Regions from separate parts of the Homo sapiens genome. Here all the other regions are linked to region 1. The links are chromatin contacts, found by Hi-C or POLR2A ChIA-PET in ENCODE. All regions are on one chromosome and are shown on one strand. The core of a region is the stretch at or near the end of the contact, and the rest is flanking DNA. Distances in the headings are between cores, read along the strand shown. Region 1 holds the start of MINPP1 (multiple inositol-polyphosphate phosphatase 1). Region 2 overlaps LDB3 (LIM domain binding 3). Region 3 overlaps MMRN2 (multimerin 2).

Region 1 (3,114 bases), core at 271-2,770:
TGAGGTGTATGCTATCATTATTATTTGTAACTATTACAACATTTTCTAAGAGAAAAAGAACCATTCTAGGAAAACAGAAGACTTGGATACTAGACCTTAGAGAAAGACAATTAAGAAGGCATACTCTTGGGCTCGGGTTCTTCACCTGTGAAATAACGGGGCCTTACTAGATGATTTCTCAAATTTCGAAAAAGTGTAATTAATGGAATAAATGAGTTGTTACTGCTTGTGACCACGGACCACAGCTACAACGATGGGAACGCTACAGTAAAAACATGAACAAAACAGAAGAAAAAAGGAGGACACAAAGGCTTGAGATCAGGTTCCTAAAACAGGGTGTAGGTCTAAAACTGTCATCTGAAAAAGATGATGAGTTTAAAAAAAAAAAAAAAGAAAGAAGGAAAAACTAGTATCGGAAGCAAAGCCCGAGGAAGAAAATTCTAGATTCTGTTTTTTAAAACGTGCGCCCAATTGTGAAACTAGACGCCAGGGAAGGGGGAAGGGATGGGTTGGCGCTCGAAGGGGCAATTCAGTTTGGGAACGGGAGCGCAAAAATTGCGGGAGACCTCGTCTGTCCCCTTTCCTGTTGGATCCCCAACTCTACTAAAGCAGGCAGCGAGTACAAGGTGCTGAATTTACACCTGATGAATTAATAAATGAACATACGTGTAAGGGGAAAAAGAGATAGCCAAGTCTGTAATATCCCTCGACAGGGAGGACGTAGCCCGAGGGATGATGGCTTGGGAAAAGAGGAAAGAGAACTGGGGGGCATCGGAAAAGCCCAGGGTCTGGGGGAGGCGGGAGAGCATCCAGGGCGGGTGGGAGGACCGGGACAGCACACGGGCCGCCCGGGGGGTCACCTGCGACGTCCGGCGGCGGCAAGCCAGGGTGGTAGTGCTGCCACAGCCCCTGCAGGAAGGCGGCGCTGCTATCCATGCAGCGGTGCTTGGAACTGGTGATGAGCCGCAGGCGGCCGTAGTTCTCACGGCTGAAAAGGGCCGGGAAGAGCGAGGCCAGACGCAGCGCCAGCTGTCGCATATCCTGCCGTCCCTTCTCTACTAGCTGCCCGTCCATCCAGTCCGCGTACCACAAAGGCCAGTCGGCCAGCGCTGCACCCAGGTCGCGGCTGCCGGTACTACTAGCCCCGCCATCCCTGGACCCGCGGGCCTGCAGCAACCCGTGCAGCTGCCTCAGCTTGCGGATCTGTTTGACCGTGGGGTAGCGGGTGCCGTGGCGAATGAGGGCGACCAGCTGCACCGGGGTGCAGGTCCCCTCCAGCAGCTCAGGGTCCCGCCACGGAGCCTCGGGGCCCGACAATAGCACGGGGTTGACATCCTCGTAGCGAGTCTTGGTGCCGAAATAGGGGCTGAGCGACGAGGCCACCGGGTCCCTCGGCTCTAGAAGAGAGCAGCGCGCAAGCGACGAGAGCAGCGCCGCAGCCAGGGCCGCGGCAGGCGCTACGGAGGTCCGGAGGAGGCAGCCGGGCGCGCGTAGCATCGTCGGGACGGTCAGTGGAGTGCGCCGAGCCAGCTGCAGATGCCCAGCTTCCGGCTCCGGAGGGCAGGGGGCGGGTCTGGAGGGCGCTTCCGGCCGGCGGCCCTCGGGATGCGCTTCGCTGTTCTCTAGGAGGTACCAACCTCTGGCGGTGGGTCTTGCGTCCCGGCGGAAAGCTCCGAGGAGTCCTGTAGACTTGTGGCTCGGGTGGAGCCGGCGGAAAACCCCGAGAAGCTTGAGACAGCCGTGGCTGAGGTGGAGCCGGCGTCGCTGCCCTGGAGCGTGGGCGAGTTTCCTCTTAGCCGGAGCTTCAGGGATTGACTCAAAGACTCCTCCGCTTTTTTAGTTGTTTTGGGTGTGAATACAGCCCGGACTAAACCTTAGTCGCCTAGACTAAACCTTAGCCTCCCAGGCTGCCAAAACAGCACAGCTTTTACAGATGACTCTTACATCACCATCCCTACTCTGTGATACTGTGTTTTTCAAAGTTTAGTGCCTGAACCATCAGCATGAAATCTGCCTGAGACGGTTGTTGAAAATTCACATCGCTGGGCCTTGCGGCAGGATGCCTCTTGAAGCCCAAGGTTTTTGTTTCGTTTTTTTCCATTTGAGTTTGAAAATAAACAGGATACAGTAAAGCAGAGAACTTGGAAAGGGGCTTACATTCTGCAGGAATTTAAGTCCTGAATCTTTGGTATAATCTTGACCTGGACTACCAGAGCTAACGCCGACATCAGTGAGACAGCACCCTAAAAGTTCTGTGCTTGTTGTTCCCGAAGGCTTAGCGAGTAGAGACATAGCAATCTAGAGAATTTGGGTGCATTGAGTCATGGCCCAACAGATTTACTCTATTATTAAGTATGAGCTAATCTGCTTTGCGAAGCAAACATGCTCTGTATTTACCACCACTCCAGATCCATACGTTCCTCCCATGTACTTACTTACATACTCAAATCAAAAGCTGGGTTTTTTAATAGGTTATTGCTCAGAATCTTTGACCCCAAAAATCATAAGTCTGAACAATACCTTGTTTTTTCCCACTTGAACTCCAGTTTATTTGCCAGCTGGGGAAATAATAAGTATTACAGAAGTCGTACGGTGATCCAGATTTAAGGAAATTGGGACCACGTTTTCATTAAGTTAGCTTTTGCTTCAAAGACACTATTACATTGCTCTTTATAAGCCCATCACCATCTTTACTCCTTTTCTCTTTAAGTGTCTCCTTGGTTTAGAGAGGTGTTCCTCTAAGTTTAGGCGTGCCTCTAAATGTTAACCAAGAAGAAACGGGGCCAGCCTATGAATGCTGAAAATTTGGAGACGTTCTGTGCAGGAAACCATCTTTAGGGCAACAGATGTTCTTTTCGATATGCTATTTTGTAGCATGTCAATGCCTGAATATTCATGGTCAGTGATATTTTTGTAGAACTTTGCTCAAATTAGCATTTAGTAAATATCCGCTCCTTCTTAAAATAGACATTCTAACCCGTATGCTCTATAGGCTGAGTCGCCTGATAATATTTCTAAGTGCATTCAGCGAGCATTTGTTCCAGGTTCATCTCACTGTATTTTGCCTAATACATATGCTTACTAATAACTTCTCACACCCAATCTTTTGAGTCC
Region 2 (3,114 bases), core at 414-2,913, 790 kb after region 1:
AATCCCAGCACTTTGGAAGACTGAGGCCGGTGGATCACTTGAGGTTAGGAGTTCGAGATCAGCCTGGCCAACATGGTGAAACCCCGTCTCTACTAAAACTTCTAGTAGCCGGGCATGGTGGTGGGCGCCTTGTAAACCCAGCTACTCGGGAGGCTAAGGCAGGAGAATCTCTTGAACCCGGGAGGTGGAGGTTGCAGTGAGTCGAAGTCGTGCCATTGTACTCCAGCCTGGGCAACAAAAGAGAAACTCCATCTCAAAAAATAAAAAGATTAAGACCAGAAGCCCTAATCCTGCGGTGTCCAATACATAGTGCTACGTGGCCGATGAGCAGCTGAAATGTGGCTAGTCCGACCAAGAAGTGCCGTTAGTGTAAAACACACACCAGATTTTGAAGGCACATTAATAATTATTTTATATTGATTATATGTTGAAATTATATATATATATATATATTTTTGAGACGGAGCCTTGCTCTGTCGCCCAAGTTGGAGTGCAGTGGCGCAATCTCGGCTTCACAGCCACCTCTGCCTCCTGGGTTCAAGTGATTCTCCTGCCATAGCCTCCCGAGTAGCTGGGACTACAGGCGCCCGCCACCACGCCCGGCTAATTTTTTGTACTTTTTTAGTAGAGACGGGGTTTCACCGTGTTACCCTGGTGGTCTCGATCTTCTGACCTTATGATCCGCCCGCCTCGGCCTCCCAAAGTGCTGGGATTACTGGCGTGAGCCACTGCGTCCGGCCTGATATCTTAAATATATGTAGTCAAAGAAAATATATTAAAATGAATTTAACTTGCTTTCTTTTATTTTTTAAAAATGTGGCTAATAGGAAATTTCTATTGCGTGGTGCTGCCTTCACCAAAATGACTGCTTCCACATGCCAGGCCCTTTACGTGCCTTATTACTCGCTGCAATCCAAGGAGGCAGATAATATTTGCAAGTCCATTTTACAGATGAGGAACTGAGACTTGGAGAGCTTAAATGGCTGCCTCCAAGTCATCCAGCTGGTGAACTGCTTAGCCGAAACGAGCTCAGGCTGCCAGACTCAACAGCAGATGCCCGCTTAGAAACTCCCCAAGCAGCAAAACAGGCTTTAGTACGCCCCCTTTCAAGTAAACAGGGCCCTGGCCCACCTTTCCTGCCTCCCTCCAGCAATACTAACCCTATTCCCCCTGCCTGGCAGTCGCTTCCCTCCATCGGAAGGCCTTACAGACTCCCGGATCCACCTCCTTTTCTTTTCCAGCCCCCACAACACAGAGGTCTCACAGAGGCAGGCTAGAATCTGGACCCCGATTTGACGGCTTCCTTGCTTGGGGCTAACCCACCCAGAGAAGGAACCTCCCCGGCCTCGGTGGCCCGGCCCGGCAGCTCCGTTCCCCCGTCGCAACCCCGACTCCGTCGGGGGGCGAGCAGGCAGTGGCGCTTCGCAGCCCTCAGCTTCTGCATCCTTCAGCCTGGCTCGCCGTCACGCCAGGAGAGACCTGATATCCCATCTCGCAGCCCCGGGGCTGTTGCTATTTTTGCGTGACGGAATTAAGCCAGTCTAAATTAGAAGGTGATATTTCATCTCTAATTGGCAAGTTCAAAAGTCCCCTATCGCACTCGGCGGGCTCGGGGATATGTAATTAAACAAGGTGATTTCTGACTCACGCCGGGCCGGGCCCGGCTCTCCGCAAGCGCCTGGCCGCCGCCCGGCCCGCGGGCCAACGTGACCGTCCCCGGCCCGCGCGCAGGGTCTCCGCGCCGCCGCCGCCCGCCCCCTCCCGGGCCTCAGGTGTTCCGGGGAGCGGCCGCCCACCTCGGGCGCCAGCGATAAGATCCGGCCTGCGAACGCCGCCCTCGGCCCGGAGGAGGCCCCGGGGGGAGCTGCGGCTGCGGCCGCGGCGCTCCGGGTCCCGCGCGGGCTCCCCGCCCTCTCTGACGCCCGGATCCGAAGAGCCTGGAGGGAAGGGGAGCGGAGGGGGGCTCGGGACCACACGCCCCACTTCATACGGGGCCGCCTGCCAGCCGCCCCCGGACTCCGCTTGGCAGCCGGGCCTCCCGGAGAGGGAGGTGGAGGCAGGCCGACTCCAGCGCGCGCCCGCCCGGCCGCCTCTTTCCCCCTAGGCAGGAATGAGTTAATGTCTGCGCGGCCTGGGAACGGCGCGGGGGCCCGCGGCTCCGGCCCGTCTCGCTCGCCTGGGCCCCAGCCCGGGAAGGAGGAGGAAGGAGACGCAGGGCGGGCTGGCCGCGCGCCCCCGGAGCCCTGACGCCGCCTGGCGGGCTGGGCGAAGACAGCCGGAGGCCGCCCCGGAAGGTGCCAGAAGCGCCTCCCCAGGAAGAGACGGAAATGTCCTCCTTGTGCCCCGGCAAGGCCTCGCCTCCACCCGCCGCTTCTCCTCCAACTCCTCTCCAGCCTCCCCTCCCTGTGTTCCCAGTCTCTGCAGGGGCAGCCTCTTCCCACTGCTCCATCTAAGGCTTTTCACTACTGCAAAATGCCACCTCGCCCTGCGGAGTTTTCACCTCAGAACCGTCTATCCTTGCCCCTTCTCTGTAGGGACAGAGAAGGGCACCTCCCGTGTGACAGACGCTGTGCTGGGTGCTTCATTCCATCCCCAGAACACAAGGTGTCCATGAACAGCGCAGCCTGGATGGATGAGGCACTTTGCCTTCGAGAGCAGAGCAGGCCGTGGCACCGGCCTCTGTCTCGGGCAAAAGCCGCTTCGACCGCCCACACTCAGCCCTGCTGTCAGAGCGAGCTTCATGAACCAGCGCCCCGAAGCAAGGCCTGCCCTGACTCAGTGCCTGTCTCATCTCCCTGGGCTCCAGCGGCAGAGAAAACTTCCCTGGGGTTTCTCCCTGCGCCTGGATAGGACCTGCTCCCGAGTCTAGGCTCCTTATGTGCTGTTCTGTACCCCCATGGCTGCGGCCAAATCTCGCACACTGGCATGACACAGAGAAGATGGAGTCTCATTCTGTCGCCCAGGCTGGAGTGCAATGGTGCAGTCTCGGCTCACTGCAACCTCGGCCTCCCGGCGATTCTCCTGCCTCAGCCTCCCGAGTAGCTGGGATTACAGGTGGGTGCCACCACGCCCGGCTAATTTTTGAATCTTTAGTAGAGATGGGGTTTCGCCATG
Region 3 (3,114 bases), core at 317-2,816, 570 kb after region 1:
GGAGAATCGCTTGAACCTGGGAGGCAGAGGTTGCTGTGAGCCAAGATAGCTCCATTGCACTCCAGCCTGGGCGGCAGAGTAGGACTCTGTCTCAAACACACACACACACACACACACACACAAACACACACACACACACACACACACACACACACCCCAAATTTCCCTTTATTTGTTTGTAGGAAGGCTGTAGGGCTTGAATGTGTGCCCTGCAGGGAAGCACACTCTGAGTTTGCACAGCCCTTCCCGCATCTTAGGGCCTGTCAGGCGCAAGGCTGGGTTGGGGTGGGGGTCTCTCTCTGCGGCGGAACTCCCTGCGCAGGCGCCCGGACGGAACGGCCGGAACGAGGGCCTAGCACCGGTAGAGGGCGCTGCGGGCCGGCCTTCCTTCGGCTAGGCAAGAGAACCACCTGCAGGGTGTTAGGGGAATTGCAGAGGCAGCCGCCGGCCTCTGACTTGGGCACAATCTTTTTTTTTTTTTTTTTTTTTTTTTTTTTTTTGAGACGGAGTCTCGCCCTTTCGCTCAGGGTGGAGTGCAATGGCACGATCTCGGCTCACTGCAACCTCCGCCTTCCGGGTTCAAACGATTCTCCTGCCTCAGCCTCCCGAGTAGCTAGGATTACAGGCGCCTGCCACCATGCCCAGCTAATTTTTGTAGTTTTAGTAGAGACGGGATTTCACCATGTTGGCCAGGCTGGTCTCTATCTCCTGACCTCGTGATCCGCCCACCTCGGCCTTCCAAAGTGCTGGGATTACAGGCGTGAGCCATTGCGCCCGGCATTTTTTTTTTTTTTTTTTTTTGACGGAGTTTCACTCTCGTTGCCCAGGCTGGAGTGCAACGGCGTGATCTCGGCTCACGGCAACCTCCGCCTCCCGGGTGCAAGCGATTCTCATGCCTCAGCCTCCCAAGTAGCTGGGATTACAGGTATGCCCCACCACGCCTGGCTAATTTTGTATTTTTAGTAGAGATGGGATTTCTCCATGTTGGTCACGCTGGTCTCGAATTCCCGACTTCAGGTGATCCGCCCGCCTTGGCCTCCCAAAGTGCTGGGATTACAGGCGTGAGCCACTGCGCCCGGCTGATTTGACACAATCTGAACACAAATGAGAAAGCTATTCTCAGCTGTCTAATTCTCAGAAAATCTTCCAGAACTAGAGAAAAGCAACATTTTTTTATTCACAAAGGCTTGCTGGATTGGGAGTCAAAGAGCTGAGGCTTGAGTTCCGGGACCCAAGTCAGTAATTGCTCAGCAAACTGCTCCTCTGAAGGCTTTGGTTTTATCACCTAAGAAATGGGGACCTTGTTTTAAACCCCTACAGAGGGAGCAAGTTGAGGAACCCCATGGTGGACATGACCTCGTTGGTGCCAAGGCCAGTGTCACAGCCAGGACCCAAGTAGGACTTACCTTTCCTGTGCCATCTCATGACCCTGTCCCCAGCTGCCCAACCATGCTGTCCAGGCAGCAGGACTGGCTTCTTCCTGGCTGTTTGTACACCCTCCACACATGGCAGCTTCCTCTGCTTCTGTGCCCGTGCATGGGCCTGGCACCAGTGTTCTGTCAGTGTTCCTGTCCTAAGGCTGGCCAAAGTGGTCCCTGCAGAGAACCAGAAGTCTAGAGATTCAAGGTCTGTTCCCAGGAGGCTTGGTAATTTACTAGTTGTGTGGTCTGGAGCAATAAGCTTTTTCTTTCTGGGCCTCAATTTACCCATATGTAAGATGACCAGCTTGGCCAGTAACAGTGGCTCACACCTGTAATCCCAGCACTTTGCGGGGTTGAGGTGGGAGGACCGCTTGAGCTCAGGAGTTTGAGACCAGCCTGGGCAACAGAGCAAGACTCTGTCTCTACAAAAAATAAAAAATTAGCCAGGCATGATGGCGTATGCCTGTAGACCCAGCTACTCAGGTGGCTGAGGTGGGAGGATTGCTTGAGCCCAGGAAGTTGAGGCTGCAGTGAGCCATGATCGCCAATGCACTCCAGTCTGGGCAACAAGAGACCCTTTATCAACTAAAAAAAAGAAGACCAGCTTGAAGGGGCTTCTCTTCCCTGGCTCCACCTGCTCTTTCCTTCTTTCTCCAAGGTTCTGTCTTCAACATCCAGGAGGATCCAGCCTTCATGGCTCTGCAGATACCTTCCCAGTGTTAGCATTATTATTACCTTGAGGATGGATATTTTCTCCCTCTCCCCTGAGTATCTCAAGATTCCTAGCAAGTGGTGGTCGTCTGGGAGTCAGAGACCCGTGTTCCTGTCCCAGCCTGCCATTTACAAACCATGTAGCCTTGGGCAGCCGGTGAAGGATTCAACCTGTTTTGTCAATCAGGGATACTGTCTCTCAAGGAAGTTGGAAGGAAAAGGGATCAAACGAGAAAGTGCTTTGTGGCTGGGCATGGTGGCTCACCTGCAAGCCCAACATTTTGGGAAGCTGAGGCTGGAGGATCACTTGAGCCCAGGAGCTCCAGATCAGCCTGGGCAACATAGTAAGACTCCATCTCTACGTTAAAAAAAAAAAAGGGCTGCAGTGAGTCATGACCACTGCTGCACTCCAGCCTGGGAGACAGAGTGAGTCCCTGTCTAAAAAAAAAATGAAAGTATTTTGTTAAAATGTACACCAGCTCAGACAACAGACTTGCATTTTCCTTCCTCTCTATTAGTGAAAAACAGAATTGGCCATCTAGCTTTTCTCCTGCAATAACACTGCTGTTGGGAATATCTAGGTTATCTAGAAATAGTGACCTATTTCCATTGCTAATAAGGTGAGGACGGTAGGTCTCAGGGTTTAATTTCCCACCCAATGGTGTAAGGGATGAATCACTAAGCACTGTCCTGTTATGTTTCAGGATCCCCTGTGGCCTTCTATGCCAGCTTTTCAGAAGGGACGGCTGCCCTGCAGACAGTGAAGTTCAACACCACATACATCAACATTGGCAGCAGCTACTTCCCTGAACATGGCTACTTCCGAGCCCCTGAGCGTGGTGTCTACCTGTTTGCAGTGAGCGTTGAATTTGGCCCAGGGCCAGGCACCGGGCAGCTGGTGTTTGGAGGTCACCATCGGACTCCAGTCTGTACCACTGGGCAGGGGAGTGGAAGCACAGCAACGGTCTTTGCCATGGCTGAG

Evidence for each region. A loop is a pair of places that touch in the nucleus more often than their neighbours do. ChIA-PET counts read pairs that join two places held with the same protein, here RNA polymerase II (POLR2A). Pooled maps may share reads with other maps.
Region 2: a loop to region 1 is called in a map of naive thymus-derived CD4-positive, alpha-beta T cell, with 25 times the contacts of the local background. The contact joins the enhancer-like site here to the promoter of MINPP1 in region 1. A Hi-C loop is called at or near these places in 1 of 168 maps with a recorded cell type or tissue (naive thymus-derived CD4-positive, alpha-beta T cell) and 6 of 50 pooled maps. POLR2A ChIA-PET finds 5 or more read pairs at or near these places in 1 of 52 experiments (activated B cell).
Region 3: a loop to region 1 is called in a map of CD8-positive, alpha-beta T cell, with 14 times the contacts of the local background. The contact joins the enhancer-like site here to the promoter of MINPP1 in region 1. A Hi-C loop is called at or near these places in 3 of 168 maps with a recorded cell type or tissue (B cell, CD8-positive, alpha-beta T cell and chondrocyte), 3 of 37 single-sample maps with no recorded cell type and 11 of 50 pooled maps. POLR2A ChIA-PET finds 5 or more read pairs at or near these places in 1 of 52 experiments (A549).

What each region holds. Positions count from the first base shown.
Region 1 is chr10:87,503,299-87,506,412 of GRCh38, reverse strand. MINPP1 (multiple inositol-polyphosphate phosphatase 1) reads right to left here and starts at 1,520. Exons shown (of 5, transcript NM_004897.5): 1 at 861-1,520. The coding sequence starts at 1,497. MIR4678 (microRNA 4678) reads right to left here and starts at 2,532; the gene lies at 2,459-2,532. It overlaps LOC112268064 (a long non-coding RNA gene), which reads left to right and starts at 1,579. Exons shown (of 2, transcript XR_002957094.2): 1 at 1,579-2,078. RefSeq lists enhancers at 1,241-1,300, 1,461-1,550.
Region 2 is chr10:86,710,405-86,713,518 of GRCh38, reverse strand. The region is part of intron 9 of LDB3 (LIM domain binding 3); the gene reads right to left. Among named protein-coding and RNA genes, the nearest start is that of LDB3, 43 kb to the right of the region's middle. RefSeq lists enhancers at 898-947, 1,492-2,111, 2,112-2,731 and a silencer at 1,688-2,377. Within about 2 kb of position 1,663, at least 35 of the 41 ENCODE cell types and tissues checked have a DNase peak (open chromatin) inside an H3K27ac peak, as active enhancers do.
Region 3 is chr10:86,936,848-86,939,961 of GRCh38, reverse strand. MMRN2 (multimerin 2) reads left to right here. Exons shown (of 7, transcript NM_024756.3): 7 at 2,837-3,114. Among named protein-coding and RNA genes, the nearest start is that of MMRN2, 19 kb to the left of the region's middle. RefSeq lists enhancers at 23-72, 216-510. Within about 2 kb of position 1,566, at least 3 of the 41 ENCODE cell types and tissues checked have a DNase peak (open chromatin) inside an H3K27ac peak, as active enhancers do.